Regions from separate parts of the Homo sapiens genome. Here all the other regions are linked to region 1. The links are chromatin loops, found by intact Hi-C in ENCODE. Cell type or tissue: dorsolateral prefrontal cortex. All regions are shown on one strand. Each heading gives the region's core, and the rest is flanking DNA. Links, peaks and the distances in the headings are about the cores only.

The links. Hi-C counts contacts between places; a loop is a spot of excess contacts. Peaks named below come from ENCODE experiments on the same cell type or tissue, not always from the same donor. Only the 100,000 strongest peaks of a DNase experiment are listed, where the experiment ranks them.
Region 2: a loop joins it to region 1, with 4 times the contacts of the local background. A loop is called at or near these places in 7 of 110 quality-filtered maps.
Region 3: a loop joins it to region 1, with 4 times the contacts of the local background. A loop is called at or near these places in 5 of 110 quality-filtered maps.

The regions. Positions count from the first base shown.
Region 1 is chr6:110,605,164-110,610,741 of GRCh38, forward strand. It overlaps CDK19 (cyclin dependent kinase 19), which reads right to left. Exons shown (of 13, transcript NM_015076.5): 13 at 4,815-5,578. Among named protein-coding and RNA genes, the nearest start is that of SLC22A16, 130 kb to the left of the region's middle. In dorsolateral prefrontal cortex, for the core only: no CTCF peak of the experiment used is centred there; a DNase peak (open chromatin) is centred at 4,108; H3K27ac peaks cover 2,500 bases.
Region 2 is chr6:110,538,614-110,544,191 of GRCh38, forward strand. It overlaps LOC105377940 (a long non-coding RNA gene), which reads right to left. Exons shown (of 7, transcript XR_007059703.1): 4 at 4,937-5,054; 5 at 3,575-4,078. Among named protein-coding and RNA genes, the nearest start is that of SLC22A16, 65 kb to the left of the region's middle. In dorsolateral prefrontal cortex, for the core only: no CTCF peak of the experiment used is centred there; DNase peaks (open chromatin) are centred at 3,218 and 3,958; H3K4me3 peaks cover 1,424 bases; H3K27ac peaks cover 2,500 bases.
Region 3 is chr6:110,551,954-110,557,531 of GRCh38, forward strand. LOC105377939 (a long non-coding RNA gene) reads left to right here. Exons shown (of 3, transcript XR_942862.3): 3 at 3,235-3,556. Among named protein-coding and RNA genes, the nearest start is that of SLC22A16, 78 kb to the left of the region's middle. In dorsolateral prefrontal cortex, for the core only: no CTCF peak of the experiment used is centred there; a DNase peak (open chromatin) is centred at 3,268; H3K27ac peaks cover 2,500 bases.

The DNA of each region.
Region 1 (5,578 bases), core at 2,750-5,249:
ATTTTGTACAAAAGAACCTAGACAAAATGAGTACAAACTATATGATTCCATTTGTATGAAATTCTAAAAAGGCAAAATTAAAATATGATGGTAGACATCAGAACGGTGGTTGCCTCTGTGGGTGAGGAGGTATTGACTACAAATGACAATGAAGGAATTTGAGGGGATGGTAATGAAAAGATTCTATTTCTTGATTTGGATTTTGGTTATATGGGTGTGCACATTCATCAAAATTCTTTGAACTGTACACTTAAGATCTGTGCATTTTACTACTTATAAAATATATCAATAAAGAAAAAAGAAAAATTTAATCAGACGTTTACAACCCAAACACGGCATCTGCAGCTGAATTCAGTGAAATCTGGCACCATCTGGTTTATAACTTAAGGCCTACAAGTTTGAATTAATGTAGGTTAATCTTCCAACCAAAGAGGAAAGTTCAGTATAGGATAGCATTTGCTTGGAGGACCCAGATCTTTCATTCATTCATTCATTTGAGACTGAATCTTGCTCTGTCACCCAGGCTGAAGTGCAGTGGTGTGATCATAGCTCACTGCAGTCTAGAACTCTGGCCTCAAGCAATCCTCCCACCTTGGCCTCCCAAAACACTGGGATTGCAGGTGTGAGCCACTGTCCCCAGCCTATGGGCCCAGATCTTTTTTTAAAAGAGGATTTTCTCAGGACCAGCGAATTCATGTAAGAGAATAAATGCAGAGGACAAGGCTGGAGGAAGGTACAAGTCTGAAATATTTGAAGCTTGTCTGCCTAGTCTCCAGTCTGCCTTCTGATATGCTGTGAGTTGGACCTATTCAGCCCATCCTCCCCACCACCATGAAAGAGATCTTCCTAAGATGCAAATTTGAAATTCATGTGGTCTTTCCAGATTCATCTCCAGCCTTTCTTCTCTCCCCCACCCAGACACACATACACACACATCATTCTCAAGTTCTTGCTGTTCTCACATACACCTCACTCGTTCATGCTTCTTTCTTTGCCTGGAGTCCTTACCCTCTGGTTCACTCTGTCAAACATCTGTCTTTGACACACGCTGTGACCCCCCAGGCAGCTGTCCCACTCCTCCATGCTCTCTTGTTTAGTCCTTATCGCACTGTCTTGTTGTCTCATGACCTGCCTTAGGTCTTTGCCCTTCTTCAACTCTAGTTACAGGGCTGGGAATATCTTACACACATTGGCCATGTTGGCGTCTCCAATTTTCCAGCATAGTGCCCAGTTCACAGTAGGTATTTATGGACTGACGATCTGGACAGGGGGTGATGGGGACACATTTACAGTTGTTCTTCCCAGGAACATTAGTAATTTTTAGGAAGACAGAAGAATAATCTCCAGGTGTGTGCAGTAGGTGCATGTACCTGTTCAAATGTGAGGATAATCTTTGGGCAGGAGACTCTTGGAGACCCTTTGAATTCACACCAGATTGGTAGGAAAGAGGGGTTCAGAATTCAGTTAAAATTAAGTCAGCAAAAACCATGTTGGAAAAGACAGGAAACAGAAGGTAAGGACTGTCTTACCAGTTCAGGGACAACTGACCTCTATAGAGGAGGGAGAGAAGTCAGAGACCGAGCAAGGTGTATTACTCCATTCTCACACTCCTATACATACCTGAGACACGGTAATTTATAAAGAAAAGAGGTTTAATCAGCTCATGGTTTTTCATGCTGTACAGCCTTCTGATTCTGGAGATGCCTCAGGAAATACAATCACAGTGGAAGGTGAAGGTGAAACAAACGCGTCCCACATGGCTGGAGCAGGAGGAAGAGATCGAAGGGGGAAGTGCTACACAGTTTCAAACGAACAGATCTCGTGAGAACTCACTATCACGAGAACAGCAAGGGGGAAATCTGTCCCCTCCACCCAATCACCTCCCACCAGGTCTGTCCCTTAACACTGGGGATTGCAATTCAACATGAGATTTGGGTGGGGACACAGAGCCAAACCATATCACAAGGGTAACTGGTTTTGCTAGCTAAAAGGTAAGATGTCACATCAGTCAGCTCGGGCTGCCATGACAGAATACTATAGACTGGGTGGCTTAAACAGCAGAAATTTACTTTCTCACAGTTCTGAAGGCTGGAAACTTCCAAGATTTGGTCTGGCAGAATCCGCTGTCTTCCTGGCTTGAAGATGCCCACCTTTTTGTTGTGTCCCCGAGGGAAGAGGGGAGAGGGAATGAGCTCCCTGGGGTGTCTTCTTATAAGGGCACCAATCCTGTCAGTTCAGGGCCCTACCCTTATTAATCCTACTTACCTCTGTAAAGGCCCCATCTCCAAATATAGACGCATGGGGGGTTAGGGCTTCGTGCGAATTTGGAGAAAACACAAATATTCAGTCCACAGCAGCTTCATCGTGCAAACTCAGCAGCAGTTTTTGAAAAAGCTTGTGCAGCAAAGAATGTGCTGAAGAGATACATTTTGATGTTTTAAGTCAACATTTTCATTTCTTTCCCCGATACTATATTCTCTCATTTAGATAAACAAAATTTCCTTTTAGGTTTGTATGTTGCTTGTCCAAGCTGGTTTCCTATTGCCTACTAGATAAAATGATGCTATACAAGGCTTTAAAATGCCTACCTCTAGGTAGCCAAAACAAAGACGGCTTCTGGCCGAGTGTGGTGGCTCAGACCTGTAATCCTAGCACTTTGAGAGGCCGAGGTGGGCGGATTGCCTGAGCTCAGGAGTTGGAGACCACCCTGGGGGCAACGTGGTGAAACCGTCTCTACTAAAATACAAAAAAATTAGCCGGGCTTGGTGGTACATGCCTGTAGTCCCAGCTACTCGAAAGGCTGAGGCAGGAGAATTGCTTCAACCCGGGAGGCAGAGGTTGCAGTGAGCCAAGATTGCACCACTGCACTCCAGCCTAGGCCACAGAGTGAGACTCTGTCTCAAAAAAAAAAAAAAAAAAAGATGGCTTCTAAAGAAGAGTGGCAAGTATGGCTAATTTATCTTTTTTTTTTTTTTTTAATAAGACAGGGCCTCATTTTGTTGCCCAGGCTGGAGTACAGTAGTGCGATTACAGCTCACTGCAGCCTCAACCTCCCAGGCTCAAGTGACTCTCTCACCCTAGCCTCCCAAGTAGCTGGGACTACAGGTATGTGTCACCATGCCTGGCTAATTTTTTTTATTTTTTGCAGAGATAGGATCTCACAATGTTGCCCAGGCTGAGCTCAAACTCCTGGGTCTGAGTGATCCTCCCACCTCGGCCTCCCAAATTGTTGGGATTACAAATGGTGTGAGTCACAACACCTGGCCTTACTTCTTTTATTCAAATGCAATTTGAATTGTTTGTTTGTCCCTTTGGGGTGAATTTTATTATGACTCTGCAGTCAAACATAGAAATAAACCTATTTTAAGAAAGTGAACCAGGCCAAGTGCAGTGGCTCACACCTATATCCTAACACTTTTTATAGAGACTCCATCTCTATAAAAATTTTTAAAAAATAACCAGGTGTGGTGGCATATGCCTGGATCCCAGTTACTAGGGGGGCTGAGGTGAGAGGATTGCTTGAGCCCAGAAGGTTGAGGCTGCAGTGAGCTATGATCAGGCCACTGCACTCCAGCCGGGGTGACAGAACAAAAGACCCTGTCTTAAAAAAAAAAAAAAAAAAAAAAAAAAAGCAAGCAAGCAAGCAAGCCAGACATAGTGGCCTGTGCCTGGGAAGCTGAGGAAGGAGGATCCAGCGAGGCCAGGAGTTTGAGGCCACAAAGTGTTATGATCACACCTGTGAATAGCCACTGCACTTCAGCCTGGACAACACAGATGCCATCTATCCAAAAGAAAAAAAAGGTGATGCCTGTTTCTAGTATTTTTATTATTCATGGAACAAAATTATGTTCATCCTTATCCATAAACAAATATTACATGACCCAGGAATTCTATGCAAGTGTACAAGTGATGCTATGACTTACCATATTAAGCAACTGCTCTGTGTTGGGCATCTTGACAGCTGCTGGGCAAGAGGGGAATAAAACTCAGGCCCTGTTCCCAAGAATTTACAGTCTGTTAAGGTGATGGACATCACCTTCCCAGTTCTCCCAGGAGTGGTAAAGGGTTTGTCCAGTCATCTGCTTTGTCTTACCCAGATGGCTGGTGAGAAACGCAGCCGAGGCCAATGAACAGCTTTGCAGAAGATCTATCCTACAAATAGCACAGCACTGAGTATGAAATCTGTGCCAAAAAGAGAAGCAGCCAAGTGGGATGTGATTATTTTAAATAGAAATGAAAGCTCTGTATTCATGCCACTTAAACATTGTTCAGTTCACTCTGTGATGCCTTTGGATATTGGAGTAACAACCATAGAAGATTCATCAAACAAATTATAGAAGGAGCAGCCAGGTACCACAGAGTGCTCTTATAAAACAAGAAACTCCCAATCCAACCCCATCCACAAAATGCTTATTAGTCTTTTCTAATTCTCATTTATATTTTTTTAAAAAGATGTTTCTCCTAAAGATGTATAAAAACCTGCAATTTTACTTATGAGGTATTTGCAGGCCTTGCTTGCTTTGCAGTATTATGACATCATAGCATCCTGAACAAAATAACATATTAGAACTCACAGAAAGACTTCGTATCTCTGCAGGAAAAGTGTAATTATAAAAGCTTCTAGGCACACAGATAAAATTTTAACGCTAGATGGGGTCTCACTATGTTGTCCAGTCAGGTCTCCAACTCCTGGCCTCAAGCAATTCTTCTACCTCAGCCTCCCGAAGTGCTGAGATTACAGGCATGAGCCACTGTGTCCAGCCACTAAGCCTTATTATAAGATTTTTTTTATATTTAAAAAATCCACACAGAAGCAAAGTCAATTAAATTTTATTTCAACCAAGAATATAAAATAAATGCAATGTAATTTATTTTAGTTTTAACAGTCATTTCAAGAAGGAAGTCAGGTCAACTCAAAAGCAGGAAACCCTCGCTCCAAAGCAGTAGCTCGTCCTGCACTCCATGGAGCAGGCCTCGCTGGGGTGCAGCGGCTCTGAGCACAAACCTCGCAGTGGAGCACGAAAAGCTACAGTCATCTCTATAACCATATAAAGGGGGATGCGTGCAGAAAATGACTGAAAAAAGAGACAAGAACAGGTACACTTCACAAATAGGAATTATAGGAATATACAAACTAGGCAGTTTAGAAAGGATATACTACATAACATATATAAAAAGTACTTTAAATTGTTGTTAAAAAGGACACCTTCAGTCCAGATTTTGTGTAATACTTTTAGTGTCTACACAGACAAATCTTTAAAAAAATTAAATAGTATTAATTTACTAAATATTTAGGAGATAACAGTGCATTAAGGGTTTTTTTTTTTATATAATACATACATATCACCCCTTTGCAGTGATAGCATAGAAGAGTAAGTATGGCCTTAGGTACAACACGTTTTTTAAAAACCCTAAAACAATGAACTTTGTTATATTTGTGACTATTTTTGAGGATTATGGGGACCTAAACTGCTATGTTTTATACAAAATATTACTTGTACTTGAATCCTTCAAGCCTCTGTTGGTCTAACTGCCATTTCACTGCCTTTCTCTACTCCCTAGGAAGACATCATCATAG
Region 2 (5,578 bases), core at 1,866-4,365, 67 kb before region 1:
CCTGAGGGGGATCTGGCAGAGGTCATTCACAGGGAGGTGCCCAGGGAAGCTGTCTGCAGGAAGGCATCTCAGGCTGCTGGCCACCTGGGGCTGCAGAGAAAGCTGTCCAGGCTGCAAGAGCCTGAGAAAGCAAGCCCCCTGGAACTAGGAAGAGCAGCCATTTTCTCTCACAATGTCCCTCCAGGACTTCCTGCTGACAAAGCCTAACCCTCATCATTCTCGAAGAGCGAGTAATGAAGGGTGAATTTGGAGCTGAGAGGCAACCAATTGATAATTGTCACAGTGAATTAAGCTGCTGGTGGAGCTTGGGCCATACATATGTTCATTCCAGGCTCAGAGCCCTGGATTTTCCTATCAGAAAGCCAAGCTCATGCAGAAAGCCTGAGCTAGTGATCAGACAGCCCAGCAAGCTGGTTCTTAACTTTCCTTGTGTGCAATATCTTATGAAAGCTCGCTGGCTTTCCATATGAGTCATTAGTATCATGTGCCAGGCCCTAAAATATATATACTTTACATATAATATATATGTTTATATATATTCTTTTTTAAAAATATCAACTGTTATTTTAGATACAGGGGGTACACATGCCAGTTTGTTACATGGGCACATTGCACCTAGTTTGTGAGCATAGTGCCTAATAGGTAGTTTTTCAACCCACATCCTGCTTCTTCCCTCCTCCCTCTAGTAGTCCACAGTGTCTGTTGTCCGCATGTTTATGACCATGTGTGCTCAATGTTTAGCTCCCACTTATAAGTGAGGACACGGGTATTTGTTTTTCTGTTCCAGCATTAATTCATTTAGGATTATGGCCTCCAGCTCCATCCACATTGCTGCAAAGGACATGTTTCATTCTTTTTTATGGCAGTATAGTATTCCACGGTGTATATGCACCACACTTTCTTTATCCAGTCCACTGCTGATGGGCACCTACATTGTTTCCATGTCTTTGCTACTGTGAAGAGTGCTGTGATGAACATACAGGTGCATGTGTCTTTTTGGTATAATGATCTGTTTTCCTTTGGGTAGATACCCAATAATGGGATCGCTGGGTCAAATGGTAGCTCTGTTTTAAGTTCTTTGAGAAATCTCCAAACTGCTTTCCACAGTGGCTGAACTAGTTTACATTCTCATCAACACTGTATAAGCACTCTCTTTTCTCCACAGCCTCACCAGCATCTGTTGTTTTTTACTGTTTCATAGAAGCCATTCTGACTGGTGTGAGATGGTATTTCACTGTGGTTTTGATTTGCATTTCTCTGATGATCAGTGATGATGAACTTTTTTCATATATTTGTTGGCTGCTTGTATGTCTTCTTTTGAGAAGTATCTGTTCATGTCCTTTGCCCATTTTTAATGGAGTTATTTGGTTTTTGCTTGTTGATTTAAGTTCTTTATAGATTCTGGATATTAGACCTTTGTCACATGCATAGTTTGAGAATATTTTGCAACCCATTCTGTAGGCTGTCTGTTTTACTCTGTTGATGGTTTCTTTTGCTGTGCAGAAGCTCTTTCATTTCATTAGGTCCCACTTGCCAATTTTTGTTTTTTGTTGCAATTGCTTTTAAGGGCTTAGCCAAAAATTATTTGTCAAGGTCAATGTTGAGAAGGGTATTTCCTAGGTTTTCTTCTAGGATTTTTATAACTTGAGGTCTTATATTTAAATCTTTAATCCATCTTGAGAAAACTTTTGTATACGGTGAAAGGTAAGGGTCTAGTTTTATTCTTCTGCATATGGCTAGCCAGCTATCCCAGCATCATTTATTGAATAGAAAGTCCTTTTTTTTTTTTTTTGGTCAGCCTTGTTGATCAGATGGTTGTAGGCACACAGCTTTGTTTCTGAGCTTTCTATTCTGTTCCATTGGTCTATGTGTCTGTTTTTGTGCTGGTATCATGCTGTTTTGGTTACTGTAGCCTTATAGTATAGTTTGAACTCAGGTAGAGTGATGCCTCTGGCTTTGTTCTTTTTACTTAGGATTGCTTTGGCTATTTGGTTCCATATGAATTTTAGAATAGTTTTTTCTAATTCTGTGAAGAATAACATGGTAATACGATAGGAATAGCTTTGAATCTGTAAATTGCTTTGGGCAGTAGGGGTATTTTAATGATACTGATTCTTCCAACCCATTTGCATGGAATGTTTTTCCATTTATTGGTGTCATCTCTGAGTTCTTTCAGCAGTGTTTTGTAGTTCTCCTTGTAGAGATCTTTACCTCCTTGGTTAGCTGTATTCCTAGGTATTTCATTTTGTTCATGGCTATTGTAAATAGGACTGTGTTTTTTATTTGACTCTCAGTCTAGATATTTTTAGTGTATAGAAATACTACTGATTTTTGTACATTAATTTTGTATCCTGAAATCATACTAGAATCATTGATCAGTTCTAGTAGCCTCTTGGCAGAGTCTTCAGGGTTTTCTAAGTATAGAATCATACAGTCAGTGAAGAGAGGTAGTTTGACTTGCTTTCCTATTTGGATGACTTTTATTTCTTTCTCTTGCCTTATTGCACTGGCTAGGTCTTTCTATATATATATTCTTATCTTCCCCAAGGCAGACTGAACCAAATGGGTCTTTCCATTCTTGTGATTTCAAACATGCTATATAACAGTACAAATATGCCTTTCAGGTATTAATATACTATGTTAAGGAAAATAATGAATAAAGAACACTGTAAAAATATTTAGTGTCTGCATAAATGCACATGTCATGGTTTTAAAGTTTCTGTCCCATACTCTTTGACAATGGAGTGATCAAGCACGTGGGCCCTCAGCTACTTACTGTGTGACCTTGGGCAAACTATGTACCCTTCTGTTCCTCAATTTCCTCGTCTGTAAAGTGGATATAATAATAACATTTACTTCACAGGATTGTTGGGAGGTTTAAATGAAGTAATATATGTAAAGCTGTTAGGACAGGGCCTAGAGAGAGTAAGCACTCCACATGTTAGGTATTTGTATTAATATTTGAGAATGTCAATACGCAGACCCTTCTGTGCCCAGACCCCTCTCGAGTCCCCTACAATCTCTGCCAGTCTCCTTCCTTAGAATGTTCACCTTCCTCACAAACTGTGTGGCTTCTAAACATTGTGTGCCTCCTAAGGGGCACCTGGGCATGGTGCCACCACCAAGCCATGCTGATAGCCCATCACTGGCCACGCAGGACACAGGCCCACTCTTCTATCATCAATGCTGAACAGAAAGGCTGAAAGCCAAAACAAGTAAACTGGCCTCCACACAACCGATCCAAACAGCCTGGGGCCTGGCAGTGCCAGGGGAAGAGCTTGAAAGGAAAAACAACCAAAAACAACACACAAGCTTATCTTTGTCATGGCTGACCCAGCTCACAGCCAGGCACGGAAACAGAGTGGCTTTATAAGAAAATGCCTTTCTTTCCACGCAGTAATTGAATCCAGTTGTGGCTTGAGGTTATACATTAGTGGGGTTTTAAAAAGGTTTGTCTCTTAGACAATTCTGCTCCAGCTGAGCAATCTTATATTTCTGTTAAATTCCTGTGAAGCAGCGTGCTAAATCATCCATCATATCATATAATCCTTTGGGATCTGACTCTCACACTCACCCAACAGATAAGCCAGGAATCCTTTAGGCTCTTTAAAAGCTAAACCTCTTGAGTGGAGTCCAGGACAACCCCTCTGGATACAGAATTCTGCTTTGCAGTAAATAGCATTTGGGGCAGTTCTAGGGCCGCTGAATTTTCAGAAGGCTTCAGGTTGACTTTAGCACCATTCCTCTTCAAGAGGGCTCTCTCTCCTTGTCCAATCAATACTCTTCTGGCGACCCCCTAAGGGGGAAGAGCTCAGCGGTGGCTAGGACAGGATGTTTCAGAGTCAGATTGGGTTGCATCTTGTCCCATGGCTATCACTGCCGGCTGACAGCACACTTCACTGCTAATGAAATGAAACAGTCCCTCTTCTAGCAACTGCCACCCACATCAGGACAGCAAGTCTTACACCACCAGTTGGAGTCCTGCCCTGGAGCCCTCAGGGGCACAGATTCAAAGGCCGTCGCCAGAAGCTCTTCACTAAAGCAGGCTTTTTACGAAGTTTTAATGACTTTGGTCATCCTGCAATGATAAAAAGATCCACATGGGCACTAGAGTGGGATATGGGTTGAATTAAGAAGAGTGAAGTGTCTTTTGTAGACATGAGTACGCACTCTGTGCACTGGACTCTGGTTGTGTGAAAGCTACAAAGAGTGTGCAGTCTCTCCTGTCCTCGGCACCTTATGTGCCTCTGTCCTCCAGCTTCTCCCTGGTTTCAAAACACTTTCACTCAGGGTGCTGGGCGGAAAGGAAATGGCACATATAGACACTTGGGAGAGTTTAGTAAAGACGCTATTTGCAAAGGTGTGAGCAGGGTATGGGGTTGGGGGCTGGGGGGAGGGCTCCACCCCTGGCCTGAGGGTGAAGGGAACAGGCACTAGATCCAGAGACAGCAGAGTGGGAACTAACAGGAATCGTGACACAGCCGACAGGGTGACCCCACAGCGAGGTGCAGGGGAATCCAGCCCCTGCAGCTTCAACCTCTGCTCTCCTGGGGGGGGCTCCCTAGCCACAGCCCACCAGAAGCCAGAGGGCAATGGGGCCTGTGGATGGCGCCATACGAGTCAGCCTCTGCCCTGCTCATGCCAGCTCTCCCCTGGCACTGCCAGGCCCCAAGCTGTCTGGTTTGGTTATAGGGGAACCAGTTTGCTTGTTTTGGCTTTGGGCCATTTTGCCCAGGGCATGAGCAGAGCAGAGGCTGGATCTGGAAGAGCCAGTGGGAGGCACGCAGCATACACACCACACCTGGAGACGTCTAGAACTCAGGGACTAGGTTTTACTCATCTTTATATTCTAGAGCCTGGTGCATAATGGCACATGATGTATTTTTTTCAGAACAAATGTTAGAAAGAAAGAATGAATGAAAGCGTACATACATACGTGGACATGTAGCAGCACCAGGTGGCAGGTGAGGAAGTTCCAGAGGCGATACTATTGCACAGGAAGGAAACTGTCACGGGAGAGAGAACTCTGTGGCCTGGAGCAAGTGGAAGTGGCTCTATGGGGGAAGAAGGAAAGTTCGTTCTTAAAGGAGTGTGTGGTAGGTCAGCAGAGAGGGCATTCCAGGTGGAGGAAGCAGGAGCATGGAGGCAGGAGTGGGTGCCGTGTGTCCAGGAAACAACAGTGCAGTGTGGTCAGAGTGGGAGGTTCATGCAGAGACCAGGAGGTATTAGGGGGAGCAGAATACAGAAGGGTCTGGGTGGTGGCCAAGGAGTCCAGGATGTCCCCTGAATATGGTGGGCAAGCACTGGGACCCAGGCAACGGAGCAGCTGAGGGCAGGCCAGGAGGTACAAAGACCAGAGGTTCCAGATAAGGACTCTTGGGCAAGCCAGCTCGAGAAAGAAGGGCAGAGGTGCATGAAGTGAGAAAGAAGCAAAGGACTCAGTGCCTCGCTGGCCCGGGGAAGATGGAAGAGAAAGGCAGGCACCAGGACCAGTGAGGCTGGGTCTGGGTGGCTGGGAAGTGACAGTGTTGGCAGCGCAGAACCCTGCTGCAGTCTCTCCCAGGGCCACCCTGCCCAG
Region 3 (5,578 bases), core at 1,866-4,365, 54 kb before region 1:
AGCTCAGGCAAAGAGTACTTCTCTGTCCTCACTTTTGGGTCCTGGAAGCCTCCACAGAAAGACTCCCCATTCATAGCTTGTTGCATGTTTAGAGTAGTTGAAGTTCCACTTCCAGAACTCTTCATTCTTTTTGTAGAGCCAGAATTTTATCTGGTATCATTGTCCTTCTGCTTGAAGGACATCCCTTAACATTTCTTATAGTATAGGTCCTCAGAGGATCATTTTTTAAGCTTTTGTATGTTTGAAAAAGTATTTTGCATTTGTTTTTGAAAGACATTTTTGCTGGGTATAGAATTAGTGGCCATTTCATGTGAAAGACAAAAAAAAAAAAACACCCAAAAACCTAGAATTCTAGGTTGACAATATTTTTCTCTGATTACTTTAAAGATTATTGTTCCTCTGTCTTCTCACTTGCTTGCTTCTGACATGAACTCTGCTGCCATTCTTATCTTTGTTCTCCTGTTTCTAACATAATTTTTTTCCTGTTGTTAATTTTAAGATTTTCTCTTTATCACTGGTATTGAGCAATTTGATTATGATGTGTCTTGTTATAATTTCCTTCATGTTTCTCTTGCTTGAATTTTATCTTGCTGAGTGCTGGATATTCTTTTTCTTTTTATTTTTTTGAGACGGAGTCTCACTTTGTCTCCCAGGCTGGAGTTCAGTGGCGTAATCTCAGCTCAGTATAACCTCTTCCTCCCAGGTTCAAACGATTCTCCTGCCTCAGCCTCCTGAGTAACTGGGACTACAGCACCTCCCCCACCACACCTGGCTAATTTTTGTATTTTTAGAAGACACAGAGTTTCACCATGTTTGAGGCCAGTCTGGTCTCAAAATCCTAACCTCAAGTGATCCACCTTCCTCGGTCTCCCAAAGTGCTGGGATTATAGGTGTGAGCCACCATGCCTGGCCTGGATATTCTTTAAAAAACAAACAAACACACAAAAAAACTTTTGAGTGTTGTTCTAGAACACAGTTAATTTACTTGAAAACAGTTCGATCCTTTCATGACTTGTTTTTTGTTTGTTTGTTTGTTTTGTTTTTTAGATGGAGTTTCCCTCTTGTTGCCCAGGCTGGACAGCGATGCGCGATCTCCATTCACTGCAACCTCTGCCTCCTAGGTTCAAGCGATTCTCCTGCCGCAGCCTCGCGAGTAGCTGGGATTACTGGCCTGTGCCACCACGCCCGACTAATTTTGTGTTTTTAGTAGAGACAGGGTTTCTCCATGTTGGTCAGGCTTGTCTCAAACTCCCGACCTCAGATGATCTACCCACCTCGGCCTCCCAAAGTGCTGGGATTACAGGGTTGACACACCGTGCCCGGCCTTTTTTTTTAAAAAAAAAAAAAAAAAAAAAAGATACAGAATCTCACTATGTTGCCCAGGCTGGTCTTGAACTCCTGGCTTGAACAGTCGTCATGCTGCCTCAGCCCTCACCCTCCTGGATAGCTGGGACTGCAGGCACGCACCACCGTGCCAGCCAAGACTTGCTTTTAAGCCTTGTCAGGAGGGACCACAGGAGACTTTAGAGTAAGCTGAATTGGGCTGCATTACTGAGACAATACTCAGAGTGTTCTACTCAGTGCCCGATGAATTAGAAGGTTTTCAACTGTGGTTGGTGGCCACAGGGGCTATTCTCTGGCTGGTGGGAGCTCTAGGAATGGTTCCCTCTAATCTTTTTGGGTGATTCTTTTTCTGGCCTCATTTCTTTTCCTCACATGCATGTGCTGATCAATACTTTGCTGAAGACCCAAAGATGACACTCTGCAGAGCCCAGAGTTCTCTCCGTGTGCAGCTTTCTTCTCTCCAGTATTCTCTCCTGTGAGTTCTAGGTGCACAAGTGTCCCTGGGACCCCAGCCCCATCCTTCTACACAGGGATATGGCTGTGCTCCACCTGTATTCCATGTCCCTGTTCCATGGCCTGGAAAGTCTCTCCAGGCAGCAAGCTGGGGCAATCACAGGACTCACCTCACTTGTTTCCTGTGCCACCTGTGCTCCAATGTCTGAAAATCGTTGGTTCGAACATTTGGTCTGTTTTTTTACTTGTTTCAGAACCTTAGTTTTAGTGTGCATTTCCTGGAATTCCTGGAATTGTGGATGTTAGCTCTGAGCTTGGCTTTAAAAATCATCTAATTGTATACCTTCCATTTGCCAGTGAAGAAACTGAGATAGGAGAAGGGATGGTGCCTGAGTCTGCGGCAGACCCTGAACTGGGCCACATCTCCCAACTTGAGATTGAAGTCGCTTTGAAAGCAGTGAGTGCCTGGGAGAAAAGAAGGAGCTTGGGGAACTTCAAGTCAAGACTCTTTTGGGTCAGAGATTAAGGAGGCTCTGTTGCTGCCTGTGTCTCACTGTCTTCTTCATTCCAACATCTGCCATGTTTTGTGCAATAATGTTGGCCTCTTGCCTCAATTTCTGCATTGATAATGTAGAGGCTTCCATTCCCTCTGATGCCTTCTACTAAGTCAGTCCCACAATAATTGAAGGATATCATGGAATCTCAGCACCAAGAAGAGGTAGATAGCAGAGCTAGGGTTTGAGCTGAAGCCTCAAGGACCTCCCAAGGGAGCCTGAAGATCATCAGAACCAAGCTATCATTTTATAGAAAAGGAAACTAAAACCTGGGCAGGTTCACTGGTACACTCAGGCAGGCTAAGATCTGGGTGATGCACCTAGACACTCATCTCTGAAAGATACTGGGCTTAAGTCTTACCCAGTCAGCTCTTAAGGGTTTGTATTTTTAATGTATGTTCAGCTCACTGCATCCTTTGCCCGCAAGAACCACTCCAAACCCAATGGAACTCGATATCAGCTTTTCCATGTGTTTTTTGTCCATGTTATCTGAACACTTTTAACAGTTGCTTTGCTTGTTCACCCACACAGTGGGTGAGACTTCCCAACAGGAGCCTGGGGTCACTATGAGGGGAAGTTTTTAGAGAGGAGGGCCAAATGTCAGAGAAGGAGGAAGAAGAAGGAAGGAAGCAATGAAAGCAATAAACCTATTTCTCAGGTCATTTTAAAAACTTCTACTCTGGGACATTGAGCAGATAGTATCTATTTTTCTTTGCTTTGGGTATTTTTAAAGACACTGCCCCTCCCCATTTACTTTAATACAATACTAAGCACACATTTCTCAGCACGTAACAAGTCAGGATGTTCCAGGTTTTGATGCACGGGTCAAACTTTGCTTTGCCTTGTTGACCAGCCTTGTTGACAATAGGGCCTTTCATTGCAGGAGCACATGAATCCGGGCAACGTGACTTAAGAGCTGGCTGATGTTCCAGGACAGCACAAAAGAACGGAACTTGTTTTCATGCTATGAGTGCGCAAACCAATGGGCAGTTTTTGGGGTTACTCGTGATTGCTCCTCGGTCCAGAGTTCAGGCAGCAATCTGAGCCACTCAACTGCTCTTCTTTACCCCTCTACCTCTGCAGTTCATTGGGGGACAGAGCTGGGCCAGGATCCTGGGACAGAAGGAGGAGGCGGGCCCAGGAAAGTCCACTTGGGGTAACACACAATTTGTACATAAAAAAGAAATGTTCACCTCTTTGTATGTACCGTAGTAATTATTTCACCTTCTTTTATGAACTTGCACATTTTCAGAGAGAGTTAAATTAAGCAGAGTCTGAAAGTGGAGAATTCTCACATAGATAAAAGAATGGGGACCTGAAATTGGGTCATCAGGAAGTGTCTTGTGGCAAAATACACTTAGTATCGAACTGAAGGAAGAAATATTTCAAACATTTTCTTTAAGGAAAACTTAATGGATGTGACTTAATATTGTCTAGACTGACCTAGCAGCACAAGGTGGTGCGTTCAAGGACTTTTCATCTCAATCCACAGGAAAAGGGTTCGATTTAGATGAGAAAGAGGGAGCGGGGCACAGCTAGACTGGAGAGGCATCCTGTCCACGGATTAGTCTTCACTCTTCATGTGGGCAGTAGAATGGTAAACGGGACCTTCTTAAAACAGCAGCTCCCAAACACTGGGAGGTTGATGTGCTTCCTAAACCCTCACTGATTCATGATGTTCGGCACAGTGTGGGGCCTCCCGAAAACGGTGCTGATCATATGGAGTTTGTGGAACATCTCCTATGTGTACTACCGGGACTCTACTATCCTCCGTGATCACAATTTCACTGGGGGCCAGTCGCCTAGAAGATCTCACGGGGTGTCCAATCTTTTGGCTTCCCTGGGCCACATTGGAAGAAGACGAATTGTCTTGCACCACATATAAAATACACTAACACTAACGATAGCTGATGAGCTAAAAAAGAAAATTGCAAAAATATCTCAATGCTTTAAGAAAGTTTACAAATTTGTGTTGGGCTGCATTCAAAGCCATCTTAGGCCACATGTGGCCCGTGGGCCATGGGTTGGACAAGCTTGAAGATAGCCATGAGACTACTGATGACAAGAATAAAGGTGGTTTATTGAATCCGTACTGTGTACTAGACTCTTCACATGCAGAGCCTCATTTAATGCTCGTAACAATCTCTTGAGGCTGAGACAAGCATATCCCCCATCTTACAGAGGAAGAAGCCCACTCAGAGAAGCTAAGGAACTAACCCAAGATCACACAACTAGAGTAGGGATTCAAACCCAGACAATGTGGAACCACAGACCACAACTTACCCACCAGCTGTTGTAAGTACACAGGGAAACCAGAGCAGGAGGGCAGAAAAAAGGAGGAGATATATGGGGGTTATAAGCAAGGTGTGGGTTATATGGAAGGTCAGTTGACATCTTCTATGAATCCCCTGAAACCAGGATGAAGAATTTCAGACCAAAAGACTATAGAGAGAGAAAAAAACTCCTGCTCCAAATGAGAGAAGAGAAAGAGTGTTGACGGTAAAATATCAGTGAGACGCTGTGATTTGTGCCTTTTGTCTTTTTCTATCTGGCTCCCCTAGCAACAGTTAAGTAGTAATGAATGTAAATGCTCAGTAACACGCCGGCGAGACTGTTCCACCAGGCGCAGCATCCCTGGTAAACAGAAATGCATGCTAATTTCTGCTCCGTGAAGCATAGGAAACATCACTAGGGGCTGCCCAGTGGAAAGGAACAAAAAGCAGATGGAAAAAATGTTTAAATCTCAAGTTTATGTGAGAACAGAAAAGAAGGAACATGTTGTAAATTATTTTTTGAAATATTAAGCTACTAACAAAATCCTAACACCAAGACAGACAACAGGGGTGGTAAAAGGGGAAGGAGAGACGGAGTCACAATGGAGACGGTTTTGCTACAGCACATCATTAACCGCCACGTTTTTCTGCAGTATCTGAAAATATCAGTCTTGGAAATACCTATGCATTATTTTTTCAGAGGTGTGTGTCTATGGCCTCGGGGCTGGAGCTGGAAAACAAGCTATTGCCATGAGCTCATGCTGGAGTCTGTGTAAATTGTTTCCTCTCCTTATGTATAATGTTTCTAATTAGGACTGTTACAGAGGATGAGCTCTGTGGGCTGTTGAATTGACTCTTTGTGCTCACTGCAAATCTAGGGCTTTATGCCTGCCCATGCTTGGGCCGACCTGCTTCTTAGAGGCATCGCTAAATGGGGAAGGTGACCCTGTCCTG